Linked DNA regions of Mus musculus: region 2 is linked to region 1. The links are chromatin contacts, found by Hi-C in ENCODE. All regions are on one chromosome and are shown on one strand. The core of a region is the stretch at or near the end of the contact, and the rest is flanking DNA. Distances in the headings are between cores, read along the strand shown.

Evidence for each region. A loop is a pair of places that touch in the nucleus more often than their neighbours do.
Region 2: a map of v-Abl transformed pro-B cells shows a loop between it and region 1 (2.9-fold over the local background). The contact joins the promoter of H2aw here to the promoter of Zfp692 in region 1. A Hi-C loop is called at or near these places in 2 of 37 maps with a recorded cell type or tissue (T-helper 17 cell and v-Abl transformed pro-B cells).

Annotation. Positions count from the first base shown.
Region 1 is chr11:58,303,598-58,309,864 of GRCm38, reverse strand. It overlaps Zfp692 (zinc finger protein 692), which reads right to left and starts at 2,796. Exons shown (of 12, transcript NM_182996.3): 1 at 2,609-2,796; 2 at 2,104-2,353; 3 at 1,861-1,892; 4 at 807-1,070; 5 at 425-473; 6 at 200-337. The coding sequence starts at 2,279.
Region 2 is chr11:58,950,850-58,957,004 of GRCm38, reverse strand. H2aw (H2A.W histone) reads right to left here and starts at 2,320. Exons shown (of 1, transcript NM_178218.4): 1 at 1,813-2,320. The coding sequence starts at 2,267. The coding sequence ends at 1,875. It also overlaps the pseudogene H2bu1-ps and a transcript of Trim17 not described here.

The DNA of each region.
Region 1 (6,267 bases), core at 1,547-4,046:
ACTCTTGCTCTCAGCCTCCCCCAGAGCCTTACTTCATCCCTTCCCACAACTCCAATTCAAAGGCTAACGTTACTTTCCCCAGCATCTGCCCTGCCCACCGTGCAACAAGACCATCCCTCCAGCTGGCACAATCTCTGAATGGCCAGCTGCCTCCCCCCTCTCTCAAGCCGTTCCCCATCCTCCCTCAATCCCAACTGGCTCATCTGGGGAGGAGCTGTAGGTCCATGGGCTGGCGTCACTGAGCAGCTCTTCCTCTTCCTCTTCTTCTTCCTCCTCCTCCTCCACATCCTGATCCTCTCCCAGAGGTGGGTCGATCTCCAATGGAGAATCTACTCTCCTGCAAGCTCAAGAAAGACAAGCCTGAGAAACTGCCACCTCATCCCCACTCCCTATGCAGGTCTGTCCTGCCCCTCGCTTCCCTCACCTGGACAGCCTGGTTTCTTGAGTCCTTTCTCGCTGCTCACATTCCAAACCTGTTGGCACAAGCAGGTCATAAGAGAAGGAGGCCTAGACTCAAAGACTGAGGACAGTTTCTTCCCAAAGGCATCCTGGTTTGCTTGGTAGTGCTTTTTACAAATGAATTCTCTTTCAAACCTTATCTCCAGTTTCTGTCCATCCATCACTCCACACTTTTGCTTCCCATACCTAGCAATGCATGTGAGGATATATTTCCTTGCTATCATAAAGAGATCATTACTCCAGCTCTTGGAAGGTGGAGGGAGAGCCAGGCTACGTGGCTACACGAGACCCTAATGATAGTTAACACATTCAGAGAAGACTGAAAAGTGTTTTCCTTCCTCACTCACCTTGGGCTTCCTGCTTCCTCCTGGCCTCTGAACACCAGGCTCTCTCTGTGGTGTGTGTGAGAGGGGCCTGCTTAGGTACATCTGAAGGTGCAGGAATCAAAGAGGGTTCCCAGGAGAACGTGTGGCCCGCAGAGCACTCCCATACAAGCTCTCCTTCACCACCTCCAGGCCCCCGGAGCCCGGGCACTAGGCCGCATTCCCGGCTGTGTGTGTGAGACAGGAGCACCAGGTACTGCAGACCCTTCCGAGGCCCAGGCTCTGGAGCTGGAGGTAAGATGAAGCAGTCATGCAAGGACCAAGAAAACCACTCAGGCCATCCTAACCCTCTAAACCCACTGGCAACCTCAGGACATATACGACATCGGTTTATTTGTTTTTTTCTAATCTTTTTTAAAGATTTATTTATTTTATGTATGTAAGTACACTGTAGCTATCTTCAGACACACCAGAAGAGAGCATCAGATCCCATTACAGATGGTTGTGAGCCACCATGTGGTTGCTGGAAACTGAACTCAGGACCTCTGGAAGAACAGTCAACGTTCTTAACTGCTGAGCCATCTCTCCATGCCCAGACATTGGGTTTTTTCTTTTTTTAAGCATTCTTTTAAAAATATTTTATTTGTCATTAGCTTTGTATATCTGTGGGTGTGTGCACATGAGTGCAGGTGCTCCTGGAGGCCAGGGATGTTGGATCTCCCTGCAGCTAGAGTTCCACACAGTGAGCCTCCTGCCATGAGCACTAGGAAGGAAAGGAATTTGGGTTCCTCTGCAAGAGCAGCACACCACCCAGCCATTGCTTCAGCCCCTGAAGAGTTTGAAGGGATCTTGTTTTTGTTTTCAACCTAGATGCACAGTTGTTTGTTGTTTTGGTTTGGTTTAGAGCCGGGACAAACACACCCAAAGGTCCCAAGGCAAAGCTCCTTTCCCACAGGCATGGCAGCAGGCTTATTTTGGGCTTGTCCTCTTCCCGAACCCAGTAGGAGCTTCTGATCCATTTCTCTTGAGACATTCAGTCTCTAGGAGGCGCCACTACCTGTTAACGTCTTTTACCTACCTGCACAGAGGACACAGCCTGAAGAAGTGTACCTGCCAGAGAGGAGCTTGGTGTCAGCTCAGAGCCAACCACCCTCAAGTCTCCGCACTCACACACTTACAGGGCCAACCCTACAGACCTCCCATTCGCTGGGGCTAGGAGGGGAGGAGCAGGCCCACCCTGCCCAAACGAGAAACCCAAGGCTGTAGGAACCGGCTTGGGGCTGTGTCTCGGTGCCCTCCTTGGTCCCTCCCGGCCCCTAACCGGTCCAACAGGAACTTGGCGAGCTGCGAGTGCAGGGAGAAGCCCAGCCGCTCCTTGAGGAGGCACCACTGTTCCATGTGGCCGCCCAGGCGGATGCGGCACTTGCTGCGGCGCGCGTCCAGCTGCCTGCGCTTCTCCCGCCGGCGGCGGGATGCGTCTGCCACCGGAGAGGCCATAGACGTGCGGGCCTACGGGAGGAACGTGCTGTCGTCGTCGGGGCTTTCGGGACAGACACAGCCCCTCGCTCCGTCTGCAATGAATGGGGAGACCATAGTGCCTCCGCAGCGCTCGCGCCTCTCGGATCCAGCCACCCCTTCTTAGAGCCAGGGAGGACACTTGGAACACGGGGGTCGCAGGCAGGGGGAAAAGACTGGAAACTTGCTCTCCTTGTCTGGAGGCGGCCAGGTCTGCGTGCAGCCGCGCCTTGGCCTTCTCCCTGCCTCCCATGCAGGGGAAGCCCACCCAGCAATGCTAGGACACCGGGCCAACCCTCGTGGGGTCTTACCTGCACGCCCCAACCCGCCTTTGCCCAAACTGCGCCTGCGCTCCCCGGACCCGCGTGCTCACTCCGAAAGCCACAGAAGGACCGGGGCCCACCGCGCGCGCCGCCGCTGTTTCTCTTTTAAGAAGAAACCGTCCCCCCTCGGCGTCAGGAGGCTACGGCCTGGACTTGCAGCGGGAAGACAGCTGTCTGCGCCTGCGCCCCGGGAGCCCCGTGCAAAGCCTGCCGGGAATTGTAGTTAGCCTTAGTCCTGAACGACTGTCTGGGATTCTGTCGTCATTGCTCCTTCTATTAGCATCTCTGCCTATCAGTTGCCACCAAGCAAACGCGAGCTGCAGCATCCGCCAGCTGAAGCCAACTAGAGTCCTTTCTGAACCGCGAGACCACCCTCCAGCTGCAACCTATAACCTGCCACCATCCACACGAGAAGTTGCCTACACTTTGTACAGACTCTGATTTCACATCGTCTACAAATGGCTCTGATGGAGTTATTTCTATCAAGAGACTGCAACGGCACTTGTCAACGGCACAAGTTTTTTATTTTCTGTTTTGCTTGAAACAAGGTCTCATGTAATTCAGGCTGGTGTCCAAACTCACCATGTAGCCAAGATAGCCTTGACTCCTGCCTCCACTTTTGAAGTACTGAGATTAAAGGCCTGCACCTCTCTATGTTGCTAAATGAAGTGACCAATTCTGTTGCCTCTCTGCCCCAGAATGGAGAAGAGTTTAGCTCTCTCCTCTTGCCACACATTCATCTCACTTTCTTCTCAACTTCACTGTCAGACTAGACTTTGTCTGCTCCTGGTTTTCTCCCGCTTGGCTGGATCCTCTTCTCTCTTAGATCCTTCTGTTACCAAAAGATGGAATGGACTAGGCTCAGGTCCCTGGCAAGCCTCTCTTTTAGGTATGCTCTTGGGGGGGGGGGGGTGATGTAATTAGATCACCCATTGATTGATGTTTCTGGCTACCCTTTTGGGATTCCAGACTCCTTTGACTGCCCAGTTGACTCTCCATGGTTAAATGGCTTAATATACTTCATGTTTATAAAGAATTTACAAGTGCCTGGCACAAGGGAGTCCACAATGAACAGCCTTAGGGCTCAAACCTCACTCCAAGTCACTTGCACTACTGACTGTTTTCTGTAGCAAATCACTACAAACTTGACAACTCAAAACAGCAGAAATTTACTCGCTTACAGTTTTGGAGGTCTGCACCAAAGTGCTGAACAGGGCTACAGGTCAAGCAAGAGCTCTAAGAGAGTTTTCTCCTTGCCTTTTTTATCTTCCAGTGGTGACCAGCGTTCTGGGACTTCTGGCCATATCACATAAGCTTCTGACTCCACACAGCCTTGCTCTAGTGCAACCCTTCCTCTTCTTTCAAACACAGTCCACTTGGGTAATCCAGAGGACCTCCCATTTCAACACCTCAAACAGTTATAACTGCAAAGTGTTGGCTACAAAAAAAAAGCAACTTTCACATATTCTAGTAGTTAGAACACGGATGTTTGGTGAAACTATGTTTCAGCATGCAGTATGATCATCATAGACTGTTGAGGCATCTCATCAGAGAAAGATGCTTGCTGAGCAAGTCTGGGGCCTCAGTTTAATCCCTAGAACCCAGCATTAGGGTGGAAGGGGGAGAATGGCCTCTAAAGTTGTCCTCTGGTCTCCACAGACACGAGGCATGGCACTGATGCTCACACACGATATGTACGCACAAAATAATTTTTATTTTTAAAGATGATCACCACATGTGGTGGCACACACTTTAATCCCAGCACCTAAGAAGCAAAGGTAGAGCCGGGCAATGGTGGCGCACGCCTTTAATCCCAGCACTCGGGAGGCAGAGGCAGGTGGATCTCCTAGTTCGAGGCCAGCCTGGTCTACAGAGTGAGTTCCAGGACAGCCAGGGCTACACAGAGAAACCCTGTCTCAAAAAAACCAAAAACCAAAAAAAAAAAAAAAAAAAAGCAGCAGCAGCAAAGGTAAATGGGTCTATCTCTATGAGCTCCACGCCAGCCTGATCTGCATATCAAGTTTGCCAGGGCTACGAGAAAGAGAGAAATGAGAATTAAAGTAAAATTAAACTTTAAAAAAACTTATCTTCATGAAAAAAAAATGGGTTTACAGTTAAGAGTGTGTCTTAGTCAGGGTTTCTATTCCTGCACAAACATGACCAAGAAGCAGTTGGGGAGGAAAGGGTTTATTCAGCTTACACTTCCACATTACTGTTCATCATCAAGTTCGTCAGGACTGGAACTCAAGCAGGTCAGAAAGCAGGAGCTGATGCAGAACCATGGAGGGATGTTCTTTACTGGTTTGCTTCCCCTGGCTTGCTCAGCTTGCTTTCTTGTAGAACCCAAGACTACCAGCCCAGAGATGGTCCCACCCACAAGAGGCCTTTCCCCTTTGATCACTAATTGAGAAAATGCCTTACAGTTGGATCTCATGGAGGCATTTCCTCAACTGAAGCTCCTTTTACTGTGATAACTCCAGGTGTGTCAAGTTGACACAAAACTAGCCAGTACAGAGTGCTTACTGCTCTTGTGGACAACCAGAGTTGGTTGCCAGACCTCATACCAGACAGATCACAGCCACCTTTAACTCCAGCTCTAGGGGATCCAACACCTTTTTCTGGACTCTGTACTGCACTACTGCACTTGTACCCACAAACTCCCACACAGACACACCATATATATATATATATATATATAATATAATGTATAAAAATATATTTTTATATAAAATATATATAATATATTTAATATATAAAATATATAAATGCATATATATTATATAAAATATATAAAAATATTTTTTTAATTAAGAATTTTGTTCACTGCACCCAGGCATGTTCACCAGATACAGTGGTACACACCTTTAATCCCAGCACTCAGGTAGAAGCAGGAAGATCTCTGTGAGTTCAAGGCCAGCCTCATCTACAAAGTGAATTCCAGAACATCCAGGGCTATGTAAAGAAATCTGTCTCCAAAAAAAAAAAAAAAGAAAAGGAAAAAGAAAGAAAGAAAGAAAAGAAACGACAGACAGACAGACAAGAAAAGGGAAGAAATGAAAAGAAAAATAAAAAATAATTTATTCTCTGTCAGGGGAAAAAAAAAACTTCAAATAAGAAGCCATATGTCAAGCATCACAGTTTATTACACTGGGGACCTGAACACACCCGCATTGATAAGCAATCTCTTTACACCATGTATTTATTCATTCGTTCGTTTGTTCATTCATTCATTCATTCATTTTGGCTACATGGGCTACTTTTAAAAATCTCTTCAAACTCTCCTCTGAGTGGTTTTAACATCCTACAAATCCATCATTAACCAACTCTTAGTTAACCTCCTCTGGACCCTTTGACTAGGCCTGAACCTTGGCCCCCACCTGTCTCGGCTTAGCCATCCCCCCTGGATTAGTCCGTGGAGAACTCCATCAGTTAACCCCCGCACTGAGAGATGGGCTTTTGTCGAATAACAAGTTCATCATCCCTCGCCTTGGAGGTCTAAGTCTTTGATTTGGTTTTTGAAGAATTCTGTGGGATGTTTAATGCCCTTGACATCGGCTCTTAAGAACTTTCCACCCACCCTGGCCACCGTTTCCTTGGTTACAACCCCCAGCTGTTTTTCTGTCTTTGCTAGATCTAAACAATCTGTA
Region 2 (6,155 bases), core at 1,071-3,570, 650 kb before region 1:
CTCCTGTATCTTTTGCCCGTTCTGGACATGAAGGTTCAGTCATCTTGTCCAGTCCCTTCACTGACTAATGCTCCGTCACAAGAACAGACAGTTTTGTGCTGTTCCTCAGCTGATGAATATTTGGGTTTCCTCTACCTTTTAGGTTTCATGACTGATAACTGTTCCTCCGCCTGTGTAGCTTATGTTATACACGTACTCTTATTTTATTGGGCATATACCTAGGAATGGATCATGGAGTGCTTGAATCCAGTGAACATTCTCTTTTCACATTGGTACTTCCCATCTGGAAATGATAATCCAGATGACCAGATCCTAGATCACAGCTGCTATGATTGGAACTTCCTTTAATTTTGTAGACACACTCAGAATCTGTGCTCTCTAGTTATTCACTAGCCACATATGACAGGGCAACTTATGAGCTGCGTCTTTACATTACATTTTACCTAAATGGAAATTAAATATTCCTTTTGGGTAGTGGTTGTGCATTTGACAGCAGCCTTAGAAGAGATGAGAAACTACCCTAGTACACCTCCCTCCACGATGCCTCTATAACACCATTAAATAAATGCTAACATAACCCAATTCCTAAAAAGTTTAACCTCCACTCAAGCGTTTGAGCAGCTACAATGACCTATGAACACATACAAACTAAAACTAGAACTAGAGATTCTAACTAAAAGAACATAAAGATCTCTGGAGGTCCAACCCTCTGGCTTTGTTTTACTGAGACCACCCATTTGCAGATGTATAATCTATACGCAGTCTATTGATCACTCTGTTAAGACTCACCGTTAAGGAAAATTGCTTATCCTTAGACAAATGGCTTTAAGACGTTGGTATTTTATGAGCAGCTCTGTAGTTACAGACGGTGTCTGAGGAGCCCAGGCTTGAACAGATCCAGTTTCAGTACAGTCTATATAAATTATATAATAAACATTATATAACTGTCTTCGTGGCCTGTATTGTTAAATTTTAAATAGTGTACAGCAGTTAACAGGGAAGAGGCCCAATTCTGTGCCATTTAAAACGATTTAAAGGTAACTCATTTAACCCCCTCCTCTCCCTTTCCCAACCACGCTCCTGATTTACCTGTAACTCAACCATTCGTCATGCTGCTTAAAGAAGTCACAATCATCTATAAAAGCATGTCCTTAGTATGATGCTGCTTTAAACTTTATGACAAAGGACACTGCTGTACTCTCACACCTAGTTTAACCAGAACCTGACAAATCACTTTGCTCCCCAAGGTTAAGCTACTTAAGTGGATCCGATTAACCAGTTCCAAAGGCCTGCAGGACCACCATGCTCATCTGTAATCCTACCACTAAGCAGGCTGAAGCAGCCTAGAGACCGGCTCCCCACCCCCACAAAGGAAACCAGCAAAACTCCAAAGTTGTAAATCGCCTTGTAACAGAACATTTATATAAACAAGTAGATTTGAAATACCAAGTCTCCCCTCAGAAACCTTTGAAAACCCCGTCCTAACTGGAAGACTTGAACATGTCAATTTAACCCAGTTTCAATAGAAACACTAGCATCTAAACCAGAACCTTATACTAATTTCTATTATTAAGTATCCCCTTAATGTCCAAACACGAACGTTAACTGCAACCTTGTGTCTGACACGGAGTGGTGGGGAGAAACTCGAACGCCTCCAACGGCCCGCAGGCCACCCGCAGATGAAGCCGTTGGTCTCCCTTGAGCTCCCCAAGCGCCGCACAGGGATGCAGGAATGCACGGAAGGAGTCAGGAGAACTGGCCTGGCCAGTAACTGGCGACAGGCTCAGTGTACAGCGCTTTCTAATGAGGTTGTGGGTGGCTCTGAAAAGAGCCTTTGGTGTCTGTAAAAGTCGCACTAACGACCGGTAGGGGCCTCACTTGCCCTTGGCCTTGTGGTGGCTCTCGGTCTTCTTGGGCAGTAGCACGGCCTGGATGTTGGGCAGGACGCCGCCCTGCGCGATGGTCACGCGGCCCAGCAGCTTGTTGAGCTCCTCGTCGTTGCGGATGGCCAACTGCAGGTGGCGCGGGATGATTCGCGTCTTCTTATTGTCGCGGGCCGCATTACCAGCCAATTCCAGGATCTCAGCAGTCAGATATTCTAGCACAGCCGCCAGGTACACCGGGGCACCAGCGCCGACCCGCTCCGAATAATTACCCTTACGGAGAAGGCGGTGCACACGGCCCACTGGAAACTGCAGGCCGGCACGGGAAGAACGAGACTTCGCTTTTGCACGAGCTTTGCCGCCCTGCTTGCCACGACCAGACATCTTCCACTGATAACCAAAAGTACGCAAAAACAGAAAAGAAACCTAGCGAAAACGAATTCGTAAGCGCCAGCAAGCTCTTATATATGATCAGGAGGGAGGCTAGACTGCACCTTCCTATTGGATGCCAACAAGAACCAATCAGAAAAGAACGCGGAGCCTTCCTAATTTGCATATGCCTTACCCCGCGATGACGTAATGTAAAATTGTATTCAATCAAAGGGAGTGATGCCTGATCCTTCATTTGAATGCAAGGCATACAAATATTCTTGCTACAGGGGCGTCCGCGTTTCCGTAGTACAACTAGACATTATGCCTGATCCATCCAAATCAGCTCCAGCCCCCAAGAAAGGCTCCAAAAAGGCGGTCACCAAGGCGCAGAAAAAGGATGGCAAGAAACGCAAACGGGGCCGCAAGGAGAGCTACTCCATCTACGTGTACAAGGTGCTGAAGCAGGTGCATCCGGACACCGGCATCTCGTCTAAGGCCATGGGCATCATGAACTCGTTCGTCAATGACATCTTCGAGCGCATCGCCAGCGAGGCCTCCCGCCTGGCGCATTACAACAAGCGCTCGACCATCACGTCCCGCGAGGTGCAGACAGCCGTGCGCCTGCTGCTGCCCGGGGAGCTGGCCAAGCATGCTGTGTCCGAGGGCACCAAGGCAGTCACCAAATACACCAGCTCCAAGTGAGGCGCGGCGAGGGTGCCCTCAATTCAAAGGCTCTTTTCAGAGCCACCCATACAGTCGTTAAAAGGGTCTTGAACACAGTGCGGGCCACTGACGATTGCCACGCGCCCGAGGCGTTCCCTGACACTGGGTGCGGCCAAGTCCGATTTTTGAGCGAGAAATGTGGGGGTATGGCTGCTTTGCCCTTCCTAAGCGTAGAGTGTGAACGACAGCTGCAGGAGCAGGCAAGGGGCGTGAGTCCTCTCCCCAAGCCTGAAGTTTCGGTGGGCGAGGTCACAGTGAGGTGGTATTCTGGATGTGGGCCCCCTTGGTGGCCTCTGAATCTGTGTTCCCTTTAGCACCCTTTCCATCCTTTTCTGGAATAGAGAGGCGTCTTTAGCCCCTGAAAACTATTCTGACATTATATCATGTCAATAAACCCTGCACTAGCAGTATGCTGGAAACGGGGCGGGGGGAGGGGCGGCACACCGCAAAGCCTGTGTGCAGGAGCTAGGATGTAATTAGCCTGAGCTGCCAGCAAGCAGTTTCAGTGGTTAGGGGATGGGAGGTGGGAAAGAGTTCCGTTGTTTTGAGCAAGAGTTGTTCCCCTAAAGCTGCATAATTTTCTGTGAAGCATTAGTAAAAGAATAATCCACACTCAGCATTTATTTGGAGAACGTCATTAAAAATTTTTTTATTAGATATTTTCTTTATTTACATTTCAAATCCTATCTCCCTTTCTGGTTTCCCCTCCGAAAACACCCTATTTCCTCCTCCTTCCCCTGCTCACCAACCCACCCACTCCTGCCTGCTTCCTGGCCCTGGCATTCCCCTACACTGGGGAGAATGTCATTTTTATGGAGAACGTTTGGGCAGGGAATTTTACCTGTGGAAAGATCACCACTTTCCTTGGTTTGGCTTTTATTTATGAAAAGAGGATTCGTGATAATTATTTGAGTTGTTACGAGACATATTGAGAATCCTATAGTCACCAGCAGGGAATACTACGTACATTTTATTTTTTTACCAAGTTGTCAAAGGGAGCCCCTCTCATCTGGACTCAGGCATTTGACATTTGGCATTTGAGGGGAGGCTATCTCTGCTTGAACTTCCTACAGTAGCTGTGCCACCTTCTGCTTTCCAGCTTGGTCCACAGAAAAGGGTTTTTGATAGCATCATGTGTTTTAAAGTTAGCATCTGAAGCATTTTTATCTGAAGTTCAAGTAACTGCAAAGATACAAATGACAAACCAGGAATTTTTTTAAAAATCATTTTTTTAAAACCATTCTTGAAAATACCTATTGCTTCATCAATTTAATACAAGTCAGGTCAAAATAATTCTTAAAAAGATATTTCATATTATTCTCTTTGAAAATATCTCTCTTATTTTCCTTCTGCCAACAACAGTTACATGTATATTACATTTAACTATTTGCTGCTTCCAGAATTGTCTATTGAAATTTAAACATGCCAACTAAATTATCTCGGTATTTTTTTTTAAAAAAAAAGGACACAGGGACGGTGGAGAATCGGTTAAGACATGAACCATTTAGTTTTAGTAAAACTAGTCTTTCACTTAGGTTTGATGGGAGGAGGTATACTGGCTGGTTTTGTGTCAACAACACAGGCTGGGGTTATCACAGAGAAAGGAGCTTCAGTTGAGGAAATGCCTCCATGAGATCCAACTGTAAGGCATTTTCTCAATTAGTGATCAAGGGGGAAAGGCCCTTGTGGATGGGACCATCTCTGGGCTGGTAGTCTTAGGTTATATAAGAGAGCATGCTGAGAAAGCCAGGGGAAGCAAGCCAGTAAGGAACATCCCTCCATGGCCTCTGCATCAGCTCCTGCTCCCTGACCTGCTTGAGTTCCAGTCCTGACTTCTTTCAGTGATGAACAGCAGTTTGGAAATGTAAGCGGAATAAACTCTTTCTTCCCTACTTGCTTCTTGGTCATGATGTTTGTGCAGGAAGAGAAACCCTAACTAAATCAGGAGGGGTTAGCTGGAGACTCAAACCTCAGACCTCTAGGCTTAGCCAAGGTTCTCCACTGAGATGCAGCTCAGTCCCTTTTGTCCGACTGCCCGGATTATTATTTCAAATTCATTCCTGGGCACAGACAGTCAGTGTGTGGCGTATAAACGACTTTCCTTTGATCTCTCTTAAGAAGACAGAAATAAACAGATAGAACAAGAAATAATAGATAGAAATAAGGGCATCTTGTCATGCTTGCCTTATCCAATACATTTGCTCCTTAGCTATGATGGAAAACGTGAACTCTGATCCACCATCAGAAGCGAGGCCTGTCAACAGGTCTTTCACATTCTGTCTCTGTCTCTTTCTGTGTCTCTCTGTCTCTGCCTGTCTCTGTCTCGACTGCACTCTGTAGCCCAGACTGGTGTGGCGTTCAGAGTTCTCCCTTCTCTGCCTCCTGGGTGCTGTTATAAAAGGCACACACCACCACTGTTAGTATTTTTAATGGTCTCAAAAATAGAGGATTTGAAAGCCAGACATGGCATAGTCCTGTAACGGCAGCAGTTGGGAAAAGAGACAGGTGGATCTTTGTGTGCTCAAGGACAGTGTAGTGTGCATATCAGGTTCCAGGCTATCCAGAGCTTCATAATGAGACCCTGTCACCAAATAAAACAAACGGGATTTGCACTCAAAACGATGGAATGTGATTCTCTGCGCTGATGCCAAGTGACAGTCAAGGCCTCTGGGGCTTTTGGTATTACATACAGAGCTGCATGGCCAGCCCCTGGTGCCAACTATTCTTTTTTTTTTTTTTAATTTTAGCTATGAGTGGTTTTTCCTGTGTTTATGTGCACCGAATTTGTGCAGAAGTTAGAAGAGGTGCTCTTAGGAAGGAGTCAGATCCCTTGGAACCAGTGTAACTGATGCTTGTAAAGCCATCAGATGGATGCCAGGAACTGAACCAAGGTCCTTTACAATAGCAATACATATTCTTAACCCCAGAGCCATTTCTCCAGGCCTAAGTATCCAGTTTTAAAGGAGTATTTACAGTTGCTTCATCGAGACCCGGTACATTACAGTTATACTGTACTGGGTTTCAGTAAAATAGAACCTTTCCCTCCAGACAAAAGATGAGCCTAAACATCATTTAGTACCAAGGGGAGGAAAAAAAGCAATGAGCAAATCTAGCACACAATTTAATTAATTCTCTAGCAACGCATTTATAGTTGTCAGTAATGCAATGGATTTTTTC